2 separate regions of the Homo sapiens genome follow, and region 2 is linked to region 1. The links are chromatin loops, found by intact Hi-C in ENCODE. Cell type or tissue: ascending aorta. All regions are shown on one strand. Each heading gives the region's core, and the rest is flanking DNA. Links, peaks and the distances in the headings are about the cores only. Region 1 holds the start of SPSB4 (splA/ryanodine receptor domain and SOCS box containing 4). Region 2 overlaps SPSB4 (splA/ryanodine receptor domain and SOCS box containing 4).

Region 1 (5,371 bases), core at 204-5,203:
TGATGAGGAAGTTTCAGTTGTATGAAAAACTAGGAGGAAAAGTATTCTAGGCAGGGGAACAGCAAGTGAATGAGCCTTTGGAGTGTTGGAGTAAAAGGAAGAAGGCTAGGAGGGTGGGTAGTGGGGGAGAGGAAAATGGTGAGGAAGAGGTGGAGAAGGGCAGTACCAGACCTGAGGACCCCTGGGATCATCTAGATTTTACTCTGTGGCAGCCTTAAGGAGGTCCTGAGCTAGGGAGAAATGTGATCTACATTTTTAAAAGATGCTTCTGATAAATGGTTATGACTACTTGCTAATTTGATACATTAAAAAAAAATCTTGTAATTTTAACTTGCATTTTTCGTATTGAGGTAAGGTATCTTGTCATATGTTTTGGTATCATTTCTATTTTATTTCGCATGTATGAATCGTGTCTTTGCCCATTTGATCTTTTGTTTGTTGACCTCAGGAATCTCTTACATATTTAAAGAGATGAGCCTGTTGTGATAGGAGTGGTATATGTCATATGTGACAGTTTGTCATATATCTTTTGACTGTTTCTGGTGATTTCTTTTCCTTGCAGATTTTATTTTTATATCATTAAATATATCTTTAAAATAAACGAGAAATACAAACTGGAGAGATATTTGGGTAGAAGGTCCAGTAAGTTGAATTTTGTTTGTGATTTGCCAAAGGTGGCTTAAATTCTTTTCATTACCATTTTTAAAAATGGAATAAATTAGAGGGTATGTGTCTCAGAGGAATATGCCCTTGGGTAAAGGATGTTTATATCATGCTTTTACACATTTTACGTCTTCCAGACTTAAGCTCATCAAATTGCGCGGGTGGGGGGCAGGGGGCCAGAAAGGGGGTGGGAGGATAGAGGGCTCAGAGTCTGAGAGAAAGGAACTCCTATCTTCATCCCCCAACCCCCCAAGGAGGAGAGTGGGGCGCAGAAGAGGAAACCAAGCGGGGGGAGGTTAGAGAACTTGCCCAAGGTCACACCGCGAGCTGGTGGTGGAGACAGATTCGAACCCAAGCCTGACTCCAGAACTGAGAACTCTCCACCTTCTCGCGACAGCGGTACAGAAAAGTGCCCTCCTCTCCTTCCTGCCGGCAGCCGTCTGCGCTTGGCCATGGGCCGGCGGGAGCAGCCACTCCCCCGGTTCTCCCGCCAGTCAGAGGTCGGGGGCTCGGCGTCCCCTTCTGGCTTGGAGCCCCTGGCGCGTACAGAGCGACCAGGGCGGACACATTTGCCGCGCTCAAGTCTCTGACCCCCTCCCTCCTTCCCAGAGCCCTGCGCCTAGGGTTTCCTGAGCTCCCAACCCCCTCCCTTCCCGAGCATAGACAAGTTTGTATTCAAGCAAGGCCAGGACTGGTCCCTGAGTCGCTCTCGGGCCAGGCGACCAGCCTCACTGCCCCAGAGTCAGGAATAAACGGTAACAACAGCCACCGGTGCCTATTGCGTGACCCGTGCTTTACTTCCACCTCTCCGAATACCCCGGACGAACAGACCCCCAGGAATTATTGTCCCCATTACACGGACGACGGAACTGCTGCAGCTTCGGAAAGTTGGATAACAAGCTTGGGCTCGCAAAGCTAATAATAATACTAGCTAACATATGATTGAGTGTTTCCTGTGTGCCCAGCACATGTCTACCTACGAACACCATCCCATAGATCTTTCCAATACCCCTATAAAATGTGCACAATTATCATTCCCATCCTACGGATGAGGAAACAGGTTTGGCGCCCTGTCCAAGGTCACTCAGCCAGTGAGTGACGGATCCTGGATCCAAACCAAAGCGGGTGAATCGGATGGCAGTTTTTTGTGCGTTGTCCGCTACGCAGAGAAGCAAAGGGCTTAGAACCCATGATACCAAAGGCCGGGCCCCAAACGCCCCAGGGCTGCGCGCAAATCAACCATCTCGAACTGCCACAACCTGCAGAGAGGAATTCTCAGGGACTGGGACGTCAGGAGCGCCAGCTGTGTCGAGTGCTGGCCCGCACAAAGTCCGTGCAGCCGGATCTCGGCTCCCGGCCCCCGCGCGCCCCTCACCAGGAGCTGGAGAGTACTTACCATAAAAGAGAGGGCAAGCGCCTGTTCGGGAAGAATCCCCAGCGCTGGCAGGTCCTGGACTCCCTGGAGAGGGGTCTGCTGCCGCCGCCGCCCACTCAGGGGCGCCCGAGTGACCCGCAAATGCCGGCTCTCTCCGCACGGCCAGGGGCGCGTCCTCACGGCTGATGCCCGGCAGCAGCGCCCCCTCTGCGCTGCAGGATGGCCTGGAGTTAGGAGCGTTCTTGGCGAAGTTGGCGCTCAGGCGCCGGGGGTCGGGCCTGGAGTGGGGAAGCGCCTTACTGAAGCGATCCTGGGGGCGCTCCAAGGCCCGCGCTCTAGCCGCTTGGAAGCTTGGCGCCTGACCCGGAGGGCGACGAGTCCCGCGCTCAGGGCGCACGGGCCGCGCCTCGGCCGCTGGCCCCCGGCGCGCCGGGCGTCTTCCCCAGCGCCCTGAGCGCACGCAGCGGTAGCAGCAGCTGGGGCCCGGGCCCGGGATGTGGTGTGTTCATCGCCCTCCCCTGGGGCTGGGTGCTTTTGTGCGCGGGGCGCGCCGGCCGCCACGGCCAGCTCTGGATGCTGCAGCCGCCGCCGCCTCCCCCTCCTCCGCCGCCGCCGCCCGCTCCCCGCCTTCCCGGCCGGCCCGGAGGCTGCAGCTGAAAGCCGATCTGGCTGAGCTCATCCCTGAAGGCCACTAATCCAATAGCCGCGGAAGGCGCGGTCGCCGGGAACGCCCCTTCCCCCACCATCCCGCGCCCCGGCCGTCCCAGCTCGGGCCGCTGCCGGCGCCGCCACCTTCTCGAGGCCACCAGCTGGCGGGAGAGGGAAGTGGAGCCCGCGCCCGCGCCCCTGTGCCAAGGCGGCGGCGCGGTCGCCATTCACTCACCCGCCCACTCGCCCGCTCACTCCCTAGCTCTCGCATTCATTCCTGCGCGCGGGTCCTCCCGGATTCATTCAAGCGCTCCTGGAGCGCCAGGGTGGGTGCCCCTGACGGGGAGGAGACACCCAGTCACTAGGCAGCTTTGGTGCCTTTACTCAACGCACGTGGGAAATAGCAGCCAGGAGGAAAAAAGGGTGGTTTATTATCCCCCTTCCTCAGACACACACGTCCACACTTTATTTTTGAGATCAGGCTCCAACTCATCTCTTAAAGTCCAATTTCATACCGCACCTGCTCAAGGAGCGTTCCCCGCCCACCCGAGGCGCAGGAAGTCGGTCTCTTTGCTCTACCAGCGCTGATGGTGGGCCGCCTCATTGGGAGCCTGAACTGAGCGATGGGGTAAAGGGCGTGGCCAAAACAGAAGCCTCGAGGGTGCTTCTGGTATCTGCGCTTCCTTGGGGAAATTGAAAGTTCTTGGTTTGGTGGCCCTCGTCTGTGCTCCCAGAATTGACTTTAGGTCCATTACGCAGTCATTTGCTAACCCAATCCCTCTCTGTGCCAGGTACCAGGCAGAGTCTAGATGCAGACAGAGTCTAGATGCAGACAGAGTCTAGATGCAGAGTGCGCATTTCATCAAGGACATGGAAAACAAGTAAAGACAATCCAACTCTATGAAGGAAACGTTTTGAGAGAGGTTCTGGGGCGAATTTGTCAGACTGGAAAGGGCAACTGGGAATGTTTCCTAGTAAATGTGTCTACATGAATTAGCTCCTGGAGGCAGGGGTACAACATGGTCACCTGGAGAGCTACCTATCACAGCACAGAGCCTGTGCTATGAGCAGAGGGGGTATGACGGAACTGGAGGGATGGACGGTGTCTAGGGTCTTGGGTGGAGACTGTATCAAGAGCTTGACCTTCCCCATCACTTTGGGAGGCCTTTAACCAGGGTAGTGACCTTGTCGGATTTGCATTCCAGAAAGACCTCTTAGCAGCCAACTGGATGGATGGATGGAGGAAACCAGGTTGGCAGCTACTGTAATAGTCTAAGCATAAGATGATGCTTTATGAACCAAGATAACCATGATGAGGTGACAAAAGTGTGTATTGACACGTATTTATTGTACTTATTCTAACGTTTCATCACTGTCTGTTTGCATGTCTGCCCCTCCTAAAACTGTGAGCCCCCCCTGGAGGGCAAGTATAGGTACCTCACACATCTCTGGATGCCCTGCACCAGCATAGGATAGATGCTGAGGACAGTGAATGTGATTTGAACTGCCCTAAGTGGCAGTGCTGACCTACATTCACACTTGGTGTCTTTCCTTCCTACCTCCTATTGACAAGCTCCTGGAGCACCTCTACTGTGAGCTACTGTGGGGGTTATGGATGTGGTTGGGGAGCAAGAAAAGAAAATTTGTGGAAAGAAGCTCAGAAGCAAAGGAAAGTTTAAAGCAGACGTTCATGCTGATGGTTTCTCTACCCATCTGGCTGACAGGCTGGGTGTGTGTGTGGAGGATGCCCGTTGCTTCCACTCGGTGCTGGGAAGCATCACAGTAGCTTCAAGGATAAGGGAGGGAGGGAGCAGTGGCCACAATTTGAGAAAACAACTCCCCCCCTCCCTTGGGGGCTCCAGTTAGGTTCACCACACTGGCCTTTCCCAATGAGATTATGCCCCAGGCACAAAGGAGTGGGCCAAAACAGGGCCCCCTTGTGTCCCTGTAGACCCCCAAATCCTCCAGCCTCTGGATAACAAGGGAAACAACTTGCCATTTGGGGAGAAGCCAGGATAGCCTGGCTACTAAAATTCTTTAGATTGAGATCAGCAGCTTCTAAATGGCCCCCAGTGATCCCTGACTCCTGGTATATACTCCCTTGTGTAAACCCTTTCCCTTAAAGTGTGGGCTAGACTTACTGACTTGCTTCTCACTAACAGAATACAGCAGAGGTAATGGGATGTTCCTTCCAATATTAGGTTATAAGAAGACTGTGGCTTCTGTTTTGAGCATACACTCTTGCTCTCTTTTGGGATCACCTCTCTGGAGAAGCCAGCTGCTATATCCTGCAGTGGCACTGTGGAGAGAGGCCCATATGGTGAGTGACTGAGACCTACCGATAACCACATGAGTGAACTTGGGAGCAGATCTCTGCCCCGCCGAGCTGAGCCCTTCATAGGACAATACAGCCCTGTGTGATGCCTTGACTGCAACCTCATGAGAGATCGTGAATCACCGAAACCAACTACCTGTGCTTAGATTTCTGATGCATGGAAACTGTAAGATAATAAATGTTTGTTGTTTTAATCAGCTAAATGTTGGAGTAATTTGTTATTCAGCAGTAGGTAACTAATGCAAGATGTTCTTAACTGTCCAAGAGTGAGTCTAAAAATGCAACCGTGAAAAACTAGCCACAGTATTGCTCTAAAGAATGTACAGTATTGCATGGGCATAGTCAGACAG
Region 2 (5,371 bases), core at 166-5,165, 55 kb before region 1:
GTTTTGATGAATGAATAAATACCAGTTAGAGCGGTGGGGTCACCCTCCATGATCTGGTCTCTTTGCTGACTGCTCTCTTCCTCGTATGCACCTTGGACTTCTCACAACCTCCTGAGTGCTGCTGTGCAATTTAAAGCCGCTGTGCCTTCACACATGCTGTGCCCTCCCCTGAAATGCTGCTTTCGGTCTTCTCCATCTAGGGAAAGGGATACTTGAGTCTTTAAATCTCAACTCAAATATTCCTCCTCTGTCTGCACTTCCTCGATGCCACAGCTGACCCAAACACCTGATATTCTCTCTCTCCTCCACGCCTCCTGCACTACCCAGAGCCCTTTATTAATGCTCATCTCACTGAACTATCACTATTGTTACTTGTGTGGCTACCCGATAAACTAGGGGCTCTTTGAGGCATGGCCTCGGTCTGATCCTAGGGAGTACCCCAGGACCTAGCACAGAATGCTGCTCAGTAAATGTTCTCCATCTCTGAGAGATCAAACACACACAGAACATCTATCCCAGGTGGCTCCCTGGTGGTCTATCCACTAAAAATTAAGTCTTTTCTCTTATTCCACCTCCTGCTTTGGCCTCATCTGAATGCTGGGAAAGTTAATTTTTAACATTAGTTTGAGCAAAATACAATTAGGAAGGGAAGCCCTGCAGCAAGAAGTGATCTCAGTACATGCGCCCAGCAGCACACAGTGAAGGGCCTGGCTGCTGCTCTGCCCACTGCAGTAATTGATTTTGTGGGTTATTCATAGCAAAGGTGTCATCGGGGCCTTCACCTTGGCTGCCTCTCTGTCTGCCTGCTTGGGAACCCTGTGGTAACGAGACTCCCACGAGAAGGGGTTGCCAGGCAGAGGCTCCTGAGCTCGGTGATTTAACTAGCTCTGTGAATTCAGTAAGACTCTGACCCTCGCTGGCCCCCATTCACAGCAGAAGGGGCTTGCACCAGAGTCCCTAAGGCCCTGCCCACTTGGACACTCTATCTGGAATTTTAAACATTAGCCCAAGCAGGACAGAACAGCGAAAGAGGCCACCGCAGACAAATAAAAATCTTTTATTTTATTTTTTTTTTTAAGACAGAGTCTCGCTCTGTTGCCCAGGCTGGAGTGCAGTGGTGTGATCTCGGTTCACTGCAACCTCCACCTCCTGCGTTCAAGTGATGTTCGTGCCTCAGCCTCCCAAGTAGCTGGGATTACAGGCTTGAGCCACCATGCCTGGCTAATTTTTGTACTTTTAGTAGAGAAAAGTTCACCATGTTGCCCAGGCTGGTCTTGAACTCCTAACCTCAGGTGATCCACCTGTCTTGGCCTCCCAAAGTGCTGGGATTACAGGCCTGAGCCACTGTGCCTGGGCACAAATAAAAATCTTCAAGTCAATTTTAGAGACTAGCAGAGGGGATGTAAGGCTGTCCCAATAGTTACAGGATGATATTCACATGCAAGACAGACTCCCAGAAGGAAACTCAGAAACCTAAGGGACTACCTTTCTTCTTCAGGGCTGAGTTGAAGGCATTGTTGAAACATGTCTTCACCAATACTGTCCTTGCCCTGGATGGACACATAGTGGGGACAGGACAGAGGCCAGGCCCAACTCTGTTTTCTCTGTCGCTGAACAGACTCTTCTCGTCTTATTTATTTTTTTCCTAAGCCTTTTGCATTCCTATGAACACACCTTTCCAGTGAATGAAGCGACATTACCATTAAGATAGTCTTATCACTCTGATTTACTCAAAAGATAAATAATGTATGAACTTCCATTCTACTAACTTTTATGTTAATTACTAATGGATTTCTGATGGTTTTGCCTCCAGCATCCGTCACCTGCCCTTTAGGTAAAACATTTCAGATCCCTTGGGGAGTGTGTTTTTCCTGAGGCTTTGCCCCATCCCAACCCCAGGCGTGGAGCCTCTGACCAGGCTGAGCCAATCAGCACATTCCAGTCCAGTGGCCACTGTGACTGACTGGTTCAGGGGTGAGCCTGAGATCCCAGTGGGGCCCATGAGAGTGGATTCCAGGACTTGTGCTGGGCATGGCCTGCAATAAGAAGGAGCAACAGGTGGACCCAGGGCCTCCTTGAAGTCATTTGGGGACCTGAGAAAGATGACCCCATACAGAGGCCTCTAGAATGTGTATGTAGGAGGGGCTCAGGAGTGGTGGTCTGTGAGATGGGAGATCTAGGAAACACTGTCTGCTTAGATCCTGTTATTTCAGGTAGGTTGAGGGTGTGGGGCCTAAAGCCCCATAAGACACCCCTAAGGTGCCACTAGACACGAAGGAAGAAGAGCTGAGAAATGGAGAGAGAGACGTCAGACCCTGCCAATGGTGTTTGAACCTGGGATTACAGGTGAGGCTAAAGCAACTACAATTACTCAGTGACAAAAGCACATATATTCCTTTTATTAACTTAAGGCAGTTTGGGGTCAGGTCTTCTGTTCCTTATAAAAGAATACAACTAACAAACTACTTCTGCTGTGCTAAGCCCATCCTAGACCCTGAACTTGGTTTCTTGAACTCTGATCGGAGGTAATTCCTGATGGATACCCTAGGGTGTGGTAGAGGGTCTCTGGTCTGGTGAGAAAGGCATGGGGTGAGAACTGCCCTTAAGAGGACTGCAGTCAGAGCAGATCCCAGGGAGGGTGAAAAGCCATAATGGGATACCTGAGGCCAGGCCAAGGTGCACACTTAGAGGAGGAGGTGCTGCCTTCATGGAGTGGCCCGAGGGCTCCAGAAAGCCTTGCCCCACACTATCTCCCCAACTGGTACCTCAAAACCCACCTGAGCATTTTTCTTTGAGTTCAGTGCAACATAGGAGGACAATAAAGAGGGAATGTCCAAGTTAAAACGGAGTCTCCAGGGACACCAGCCCACACAGGAGCTGCAAAAAAAGGATCTGCCACCTAGAGGGCTGGAGTGGCTGACTCAGTGCCACCACGGCCAGTCTAGGGCAGAGCACAGACTAGAACCTCTGAATTCTCACTTCCAAATTGTAGTCCCTTCCAATGGCCCATAGCTGTTGTCTTTGCTCTTGATTTACATCCCGTTATGCAAAATCTGTACCACCAGGTGGCGATGTAGTTACCACATGTAGTGTGGAATTTTAAGTGGCCATCACGGATTCTCTTTTATGAAAGTGTATCTTTATTTCATCTAAAAGATAATAAGCAGTTTACCAGGAAAGGGAGATGGAAAAGAAATTTTTTTAAAAAACGTAGTAAGCATTTAAAACTTTAATCTATTTTATTATAACTTTGAAGGCAAAGAAAAGAATTATGATTACTTACATTGTGTCTTCTTTATTAATTACTTGCCTCTTCCTAACCCTGTCAATGAGGGAGTGGAGAGAAGCCATACCTTGAAGTCAGACCCGCCTGGCTTTGAAATTCAACTCTGCCGTGTATTAGCTGTATGTCTTCGGCAAGTCACTTCTCTTTGAGCTCAAATGATCCATCTGTAACAATGGATTCAATACTACGCCAGACAGGGCTGCTGCATCCTCGGGGGGCAGCATATAGTAGGTGTTTGATAAATCTCAGTTAAATGAATGAATGAGGTACCTAGTGGAATGCTTGGCATAATATAGCAAGTACCCAATAAATGAAACTTATTACTAGAGGCAAAAGGGAAGCAGATCTACCAATGAAATTATAGGCCATGGGCAGTAAGAAATGGGGCTTTGTAGGGGATGTGGGAACTCAGTGGGAGGCCAGGAATCAGCGCAATGGTGACTGCCCACTGGCTTACTGCACAAGGCGGATGCTTTTCAACTTCAGTGTGTAACATCCCGTTTCACCACGCACCTCAGCCTCAAAGCCCTTCTGGAATCCTTTCTGCCTTGCAGTGAAGTTCTGAAGGAGAATTCCCATCCACCCTTTTCTGTGAGCCTTTCTGGCCTCACCTGTGAAAAAGAGGCTAAAATGGTTCCTGAATGTATGGTGCTAAAGATATTTAAGGAACTCAGTCTCCTCATTCATCTGACTCCATCCGCCTTGTGGGCTGAAGACTTTCCAGACTCAGGGCCTCATTCTCTACGTCTGTAAAACCTGCAGGCGGCTTGGATGGTACCCATCCCTTCCAGAGGTGGGATCTTGGGTGTACTCCTACCCCTCAGGCTGACAGGCCTTCCCAGGGGCACAGAATTCTTTTAAAAGGAGCATTGGTTCACTTCAAACCTCCTCAACTCTAACGGCGCAAATTCTGTGACGCTTTATTTTTCCCAGCTTGAATGGGTAGACCTAGCACCTCATAAAGTGACAAGGAAAATATTTGGCTGGTTTCGTAAACCGGGGCCACAAAGGCTCACTTGTGATGGGCCGGCCGCGCAGCCTGTGCTGGCTCCCAGGACGCCCTGGCAGGCCCTGCCCAGGTCTGGGCAGCAAAGTCTGCAGACACCACTGCCTGCCTGACACCGGCCACCTGTGTGCAGGTCACGAGGTCTGGCAGCCTTTCATTCCCGCCTGGCCATCTCCTCCCACAGACTTCCAGAATCTAAGCTGCCAAAAACAACCCCAGCCATCTGCCATGCAGAGGAGATCCTTGGGGGTGTGTCTGGGAGGCCCTCAAAGAAGCTTCTGTGGCTGGTCAGTGGCAGCCACCTGGGAGGTGTCTGCAGCGTGTCCAGGTCACAGTCTGGCCCCAGCAGGCTCTCCTCAAGGAATCTACCCACAAACTTCCCTCTTGCCAGTCTCATGTACTTTCTTCCCCTTCCCCAAGAAATGAAGCACATTCCAGCCCCTTGCCTTTGCTCCTGCCACTCCCACTGCCTGGAGTGCTTTTCCCCTGCCCTCTCCCTCCAGCCCATTCCTGCCCCATTTCAATGCTGCACAAGGTCCTCCTCTCGGCCCAGTCCCTCTGTCATTCTGCACCCGCAGGGACCTGCAGGCACTCCTTGTCTGTACCCCTCACTAGATAATCACACCCTTCTAGGGGCTGCTTTATAGTTTAATGCTGGTATTATTTATTTCACTGCTGAGATCATTTCACTGACACCTCATTTATTGGAAACTGTTGGGGAAAGCTTTCTCAACATGAGTGAATTTGTCGGATCAATGGTCCTTTTAAGTGACGAACCTACTTTGAGCATGATCTCTTTGGGTGGGAATTTTTCTAAGACTCATTATTCCCTGATCTTGAACTAATCACCCTAAACATAACTGAATCCATTCTGGAGGATTCAGAATTAGAAGGAAAAAAAAAAAAAAGGTCATTTTTGGTACTACAACCTTGCTCTGCCTGGCTCCTGAGGGCTGGGCCTCATGCCCCTTTGCTGAATGGCTCCGGACAGCTGCACTTTAAGAGTTCTTGTTTGCTGTGGCTGTTCTGTGTCCCTCATGTGGGTAGGCAGTTCGCTGTTGGAGGGTTGCGGCTGGTGT

What was found. A loop is a pair of places that touch in the nucleus more often than their neighbours do. Peaks named below come from ENCODE experiments on the same cell type or tissue, not always from the same donor. Only the 100,000 strongest peaks of a DNase experiment are listed, where the experiment ranks them.
Region 2: a loop joins it to region 1, with 4 times the contacts of the local background. A loop is called at or near these places in 41 of 110 quality-filtered maps.

The regions. Positions count from the first base shown.
Region 1 is chr3:141,048,681-141,054,051 of GRCh38, reverse strand. It overlaps SPSB4 (splA/ryanodine receptor domain and SOCS box containing 4), which reads right to left and starts at 2,705. Exons shown (of 3, transcript NM_080862.3): 1 at 2,060-2,705. In ascending aorta, for the core only: CTCF peaks have their summits at 2,210, 2,868 and 4,105 (motif pointing left); DNase peaks (open chromatin) are centred at 1,183 and 2,771; H3K4me3 peaks cover 2,674 bases; H3K27ac peaks cover 1,548 bases.
Region 2 is chr3:141,103,660-141,109,030 of GRCh38, reverse strand. All of the region lies in intron 2 of SPSB4 (splA/ryanodine receptor domain and SOCS box containing 4), which reads right to left. Among named protein-coding and RNA genes, the nearest start is that of SPSB4, 55 kb to the right of the region's middle. In ascending aorta, for the core only: CTCF peaks have their summits at 2,863 (motif pointing left) and 3,063 (motif pointing right); a DNase peak (open chromatin) is centred at 3,040; H3K27ac peaks cover 131 bases.